Linked DNA regions of Homo sapiens: region 2 is linked to region 1. A link is a loop called in an ENCODE intact Hi-C map of the cell type or tissue named here. Cell type or tissue: mucosa of descending colon. All regions are shown on one strand. Links, peaks and the distances in the headings refer to the core of each region. The heading gives the core; the rest is flanking DNA. Region 1 has its middle 37 kb from the start of LINC00898. Region 2 has its middle 6.6 kb from the start of LINC01589.

Evidence for each region. A loop is a pair of places that touch in the nucleus more often than their neighbours do. Peaks named below come from ENCODE experiments on the same cell type or tissue, not always from the same donor. Only the 100,000 strongest peaks of a DNase experiment are listed, where the experiment ranks them.
Region 2: a loop joins it to region 1, with 19 times the contacts of the local background. A loop is called at or near these places in 6 of 110 quality-filtered maps.

What each region holds. Positions count from the first base shown.
Region 1 is chr22:47,593,218-47,596,128 of GRCh38, forward strand. No RefSeq gene overlaps it. Among named protein-coding and RNA genes, the nearest start is that of LINC00898, 37 kb to the right of the region's middle. In mucosa of descending colon, for the core only: no CTCF peak of the experiment used is centred there; no DNase peak of the experiment used is centred there.
Region 2 is chr22:45,610,798-45,613,708 of GRCh38, forward strand. No RefSeq gene overlaps it. Among named protein-coding and RNA genes, the nearest start is that of LINC01589, 6.6 kb to the left of the region's middle. In mucosa of descending colon, for the core only: no CTCF peak of the experiment used is centred there; a DNase peak (open chromatin) is centred at 1,788.

The DNA of each region.
Region 1 (2,911 bases), core at 235-2,734:
GCCCTGTAAATTTGGAATCATAAACCCAGCTGTTATGGACTGAACTGTGTTGCCCAAAATTCATAACTGCCAGGACCTCAGAAGATGACTGTGTCTGGAGACAGGGTCTTTACAGGGGTGGTATGGCGGGATGTTTGTCCCCTCCAAGTCTCATGTTGAAATGAGATGATTCCCAGTGTTGAGATGGGACCTGGTGGGAGGTGATGGGGTCATGGGGGCCGATCCCTCATGAACGGCTCTGTGCTGCCCGCGCTGTCATTAGTGAGTTCCGGCTCTGAGTTCACGTGCGCTCTCGTTGTTTACGAGAGTGTGGTGCCTCCCTCCCCTCTCTGGCTCTTGCCATGTGATGCACTGGCTTCCCCTTGGCTTGTGCCATGAGCGGGAGCTCCCTGAGGCCTCACCAGGAGCAGATGCTGACGCCATGTGTGTGCAGCCAGCAGATCGTGAGTCAATTCAACCTCTTTTCTCTATACATTACCTGCTCTCAGGTATTCCTTCATAGCATTACAACAGTGGCCTCACGTAACCTGCGATTGAGGTTAAATGAGGTTGTTAGAGTGGGCCTTGGTCCAGCCTGCCTGGAATCCTCATAAGAAGAAAAGATTAGGAGACAGACACACAAAGAGTGGCCTGTGTGTGGACACAGGGAGAAGGCGACATCTACGAACCAAGGAGGCCTCAGGAGAAACCAACCCTGCCCACGCCCTGGCCTCCGACTTTCAGCCTCCAGAACTGTCAGATAGTGAGTCCCTGTTGTCTGTGCTGCCCGGTGGTGCCGGGTTAAGGCAGCCTGAATTAATACAGCACGTGCAGGGTCCTGGTGACATCACCGCCATGCCACGCTGTAGGTCGTTCGGTGCTGGACACGCTCTGAGGAGCAGTGCAGAGCTGGTGTCTGCAGCTGGAAGAAGCAGTGCCCCTTCTGCCCCCAGGGCTGCTCTCTCTGAAGTGCGGCTCAGAGCACCCTGGGGACGGGGTTTGTCCCTGCATTCTCCACGCGACTGGCACAGGGCTCCACACGCTCCCAGACCAGCAGAATTCCAAGTGATTGGAAGGTAGGTGCTTGCCAGGTTCTGGTCAGCTCCCTGGCCCTCCGTGGTTGACTTCACAAAGTGCTGCATTGGGTAGAGAGCCGCTTGGTGGGGGGAAGGTTGCCAGCTCCCTCTGAGTGGAACCTCTGACCTCATGCAGTTTTTATCTTCTTTTTTTCAAAGACATTGTCAAACCCTAGAATATGCATTGGTTTTCATTTGAACCCCAAATGTGCAGAATTTTGACACACTGTCACCCGAATGCCCACTTGACAGCAGGCACTAAGATTATGGAGCCGGCAGAGTGTGGGGGTGCCAAGGAGGTTCCCCGGGTTACCCTGTGTTTTAGTGCTATTAACATGATTGGAAATTGATAATAACGATGCTGGTGACACCATCAGTGCTGATGTCTTCCACTTCTGCTTCGCACTGGGCCCTGGCCTGGGTGCTTTCTATCCTTTCATGAATGCTTGCAATGGCCTTGAATGAGAGGGTCCCTGGTTTACAGCAGAGGAGACCAGTGTCCTTTGGGATGAAGTGACCTGCCCAAGAACAAGGTGAAGTAACTGTTAAGCTCACCTTGTAAGCTCACCTAAGTAACTGCCCACGGTCACACAGCTTGGACGGTCCCATCCAGCACAAGGAGTGGCACCAAAACTCATCCTTCTTCCCAGCATCCCCAAGTGCTGACTTGTTATGAATTTGCTAATTAAACCCTCCTATCTGGTGTGCTCTCGTGCTGCATCAGGCAGATGAATGGCAGAATCCAAATCGTTCAAGCCATCTGCTCCCAAAATCTGTCCTTTTCATTTTCCATCAACTCTGCATTCATTTCCTGTTCACTTGACAGGAGCAGCAGCAAGGGCCTGTCCATCATCCCCAACCACCAGCCCCTCCTGCTTACAGACCCTCTCAGGCAATTACCTAAACATGCCAGGCAAGAGTTCCTAGAATGAACCAGGCCTTGTTGGTTGTAAGTGACAGAAAGCACAAGAGTATGCTGATGTGGCTCCCCGTGGAACACTGGCAATGTCTAGAGACATTTCTGATGGTCACACCTGGTGGAGGTGCTATTGGTCTCTGGTGGGTGGACACCAGGTGGAGACCAGGGGTGCTGCTCAGAATCCTCCTAGGCCCAGGACAGCTGCCTCAGCAAAATATTTGCCCCACGTATCTGTGGTGCCAAGGTATAGGAGGTTTAGTGAACTCACCCAGGGATCCTCAATACAGACCAAGCATCAATAGTGACTGATGCTGGGTGGGAGATATTTATGTTCTTATTTGGATTTATGCGCATTTCAATTTTTAATACTGAAAATATATTATTTTATTTATTTGTTTTTATTATTATGGTTTTTTGAGATAGAGTCTTGCTCTATTGCCTAGACTGGAGTGCAGTGGCGCGATCTCAGCTCACTGCAAACTCCGCCTCCTGGGCTCAAGCAACTCTCCTGCCTCAGCCTCCTGAGTACAGCCTCCCACCACCACACCCGGCTAATTTTTGTATTTTTAGTAGAGACAGGGGTTTCACCATGTTGTCCAGGCTGGTCTCGAACTACTGACCTCAAGTGATCCACCCACCTCGGGCTCCCAAAGTGTTGGGACTACAGGCGTGAGCCACCGTGTCCCACCCAAAAATGTATTATTTTATAAAGAAAGCACGTTATTTTAAAAATAAGAGGGGAGGGAGTCTGAGACAGTTGGATCACCTGAGGTCAAGAGTTCGAGACCAGCCTGGCCAACATGGTGAAACCTCGTCTCTACTAAAAACACAAAAATTAGCCGGGCATGGTGGGACGCGCGTGTATTCCCAGCTACTTGAGAGGTTGAGGCAGGAGAGTTGCTTGAACCAGGGAGGTGGAGGTTGCAGTGAGCTGAGA
Region 2 (2,911 bases), core at 311-2,810, 2.0 Mb before region 1:
AACGTGAATAAAAGCAACCTATGCTTTTAGTATACAAATAATTTTGTAAAAGGTAAAGAGTATCATAATAGAAATCACCCTACACGATAGCCAAAAGGCGGAAGCAACCCAATTGTTCACCAATGGACAAACGGATAAACGAAATGTGATCTATGGCCAGGTGCAGTGGCTCATGGCTGTAATCCCAGCATTGTGGGAGGCCAAGGATGGCAGATTTTTTGAGCCCAGGGGTTTGAGCCCAGCCTGGGCAACATGGCAAAATCCTATATCAACCAAAAAAGAAAAAAAAATTAGCTGGATGTGGTGGTGCATGCCTATAGTCCCAGCTACTCAGAAGGCTGAGATGGGAGGACCACTTGAGCCTGGGGGGTGGGAGGTTGCAGTGAGCTGAGATCACGCAGCTGCACTCCAGCCTGGGCAACAGAGCAAGACCCTATTTCAAAAAAACAGAAAACCAGGCCCGGCATGGTGGCTCTTGCCTGTAATCCCGGCACTTTGGGAGGCCGAGGCAGGCAGATCACTTGAGGTCAGGAGTTCAAGACCAGCCTGGGCAACATGGTGAAACCCCATCTCTACTAAAAATATAAAAATTAGCCAGGTGTGGTGGTATGCACCTGTAATTCCAGCTACTTGGGAGGCTGAGGCAGGAGAATCACTTGAATCCCGGGAGGCAGAGGCTGCAATAAGCCGAGATCGCGCCATTGCACTCCAGCCTGGGTGACAGAGTGAGACTCCGTTTCAAAAAAAGAAAAACAAACAAACCCAAAATGTGGTCTGTTCATACAATGGAATATCATTCAGCCCTAAAAAGGAAGGAAATTCGGACACAGACCACAAGATGGATAAATCTTGAGGACATTGTGCTCAGTGAAATAAGAGTCGCAGTCACAAAAGGACGAATACTGTATGATTCCACTCAGATGAGGAATCTAGAGGAGTCAAATTCGTAGAGACAGGAAGCATTCATAGAATGGTGGGTGCCAGGGCCTGGGGCGAGGGGGACAGAGAGCTGGTATTTAATGGGGACTTAGGGAAAATGAGAAAAGTTATGGAGGTGAATGGTGGTGAAGGCTGTACCACGATATGAATGAACTTAGTGCTGCTGAAAATTATACGCTCAAAGATGATTAAAATGGTCAATTTTATCTTATGTATATTTTACCACTTTGAAAAATGTTTAATAAATAAAAATAAATTTTTAAAAAAGGCTGAATGAGGTGGCTTATGCCTGTAATCCTAGCACTTTAGGAGGCCGAGGTAGGAGGATCACCTGAGGTCAGGAGTTCGAGACCAGCCTGGCCAACATGGTGAAACCCAGTCTCCACTAAAACAAAAATTAGCTGGGCGTGGTGGCGGGCGCCTGTAGTCCCAGCTACTCAGGAGGCTGAGGCAGGAGAATCGCTTGAACCCAGGAGGCGGAGGTTGCAGTGAGCCGAGATCACGCCACTGCACGCCAGCCTGGGCAACAGAACAAGACTCTGTCTCAAAAAAAAAAAAAAAAAAGAAAAAAGAAATCACCTGAAAATGAACATTGTAAAACTTCTGTCTTACGGAGAGTTGCCCTAGGCCGATTTCTGCAGTTTCTTTTTCTCAGTAGAGGGCTCCTGTCGCAGCTTCCAGGTTTTCATTTACCTCCCTTCCTACTGAAGTGAGTTGCGCTCCAGGCTTCTCCCAGGAGGCACCCAGAGTGCAAATGCTGCCCAGCTACCAGCTGGAGCTGACACAAGCCTGCTGTAATTTGATGAGCGAGCAAACCCCTGTCCCAGAGCAGGAGTTGAGATCATTCGTGCAACAACAGGACGCAGCCTATTGCTAGCAACTCCTCGTGACCGGCCCCCGCCCCAGCAGCGGCTAGCCCGCAGGCCTCGGTGGAAAGAAATACCGTAAATGTAGCAGCGACTGTCATCGCTGTTTTATTTTCTCTTTGGCCTCTGGGTATTCACACCGCTTCCCCATTATTAGTCATATTATATCATCAGCCACAGTTGTGCTTGTCAACCACTCGGGGAGAGAGCTACCATTAGAATACAGGGGCATGGAAGAAAGAAAAAAGAAGCAATCCTTCTCTGGGGAAGGAGGAAAACAGGAAGGGTGGCTGCTGCATGATGGTGCGCCCGCCGCGTAGCTGTGGCTGGTGACAGACGAGGCAAAGTGGGAGACTTCATCTGGTCAGGACCCCACGGGGACTTGCTGTTGTTTTTCCCGGTCTCAGGGGCCCTCAGAGCCAGAAACAGCACAGTTGTGGACAGAGGTGGACAGAGGCCAGGCCCGCCCGTTGGCTGGTGCCTGACTCGGTGGGTCTGTGGGCTGCTTCCTGAGCGGGAGGTGACTGTGGCCAGCCTGATGCAGGGCAGAGACACCGTTTCCGTGGCAACCGGCTCTAACAATAGTGATGCACATTTCTGGCCAAAGCACAGTGGTGGGAAGAACTCGGACCGGGGAGCCAGAATGGCCTGGATTGGAGTCCAGTTCTGCTACTGACAAGCTGCATGGTGGGGGCGAGCTGTTGAGCCTCTCTGAGACGGATATGGTGGCAGCACCGGTGGAAGTGCCTAGCATGGTACCCGAGACCTAGTAAGGGCTCGGTGATGCTTGGTCACCGTCCACCATCCTCCTCCCCTTCAGCCTATGGTGAAAAATAGTCCTGTCTGTTTCGGTAACAAAACTCCAGACACCATCCTGCCCATTCGGACCGGTTCTGCACTTCCCTCCATTCATGGAGAAAGGAGCCTCGAAGGGACAATGATCACCGTCTCCTTCTGAGAACTGTGCTGGCTGGCATCCTGCAGACACCGAAGGGCCAGTTTCTAAGGACATGGCCTGGGTGTTCTGTCCAGCTGGATGGCAGGCCGTGACCCCAAAATCAGCAGTGATGATAACGAAGCGAGTGAAGCAGTATGGAGATGGCCAG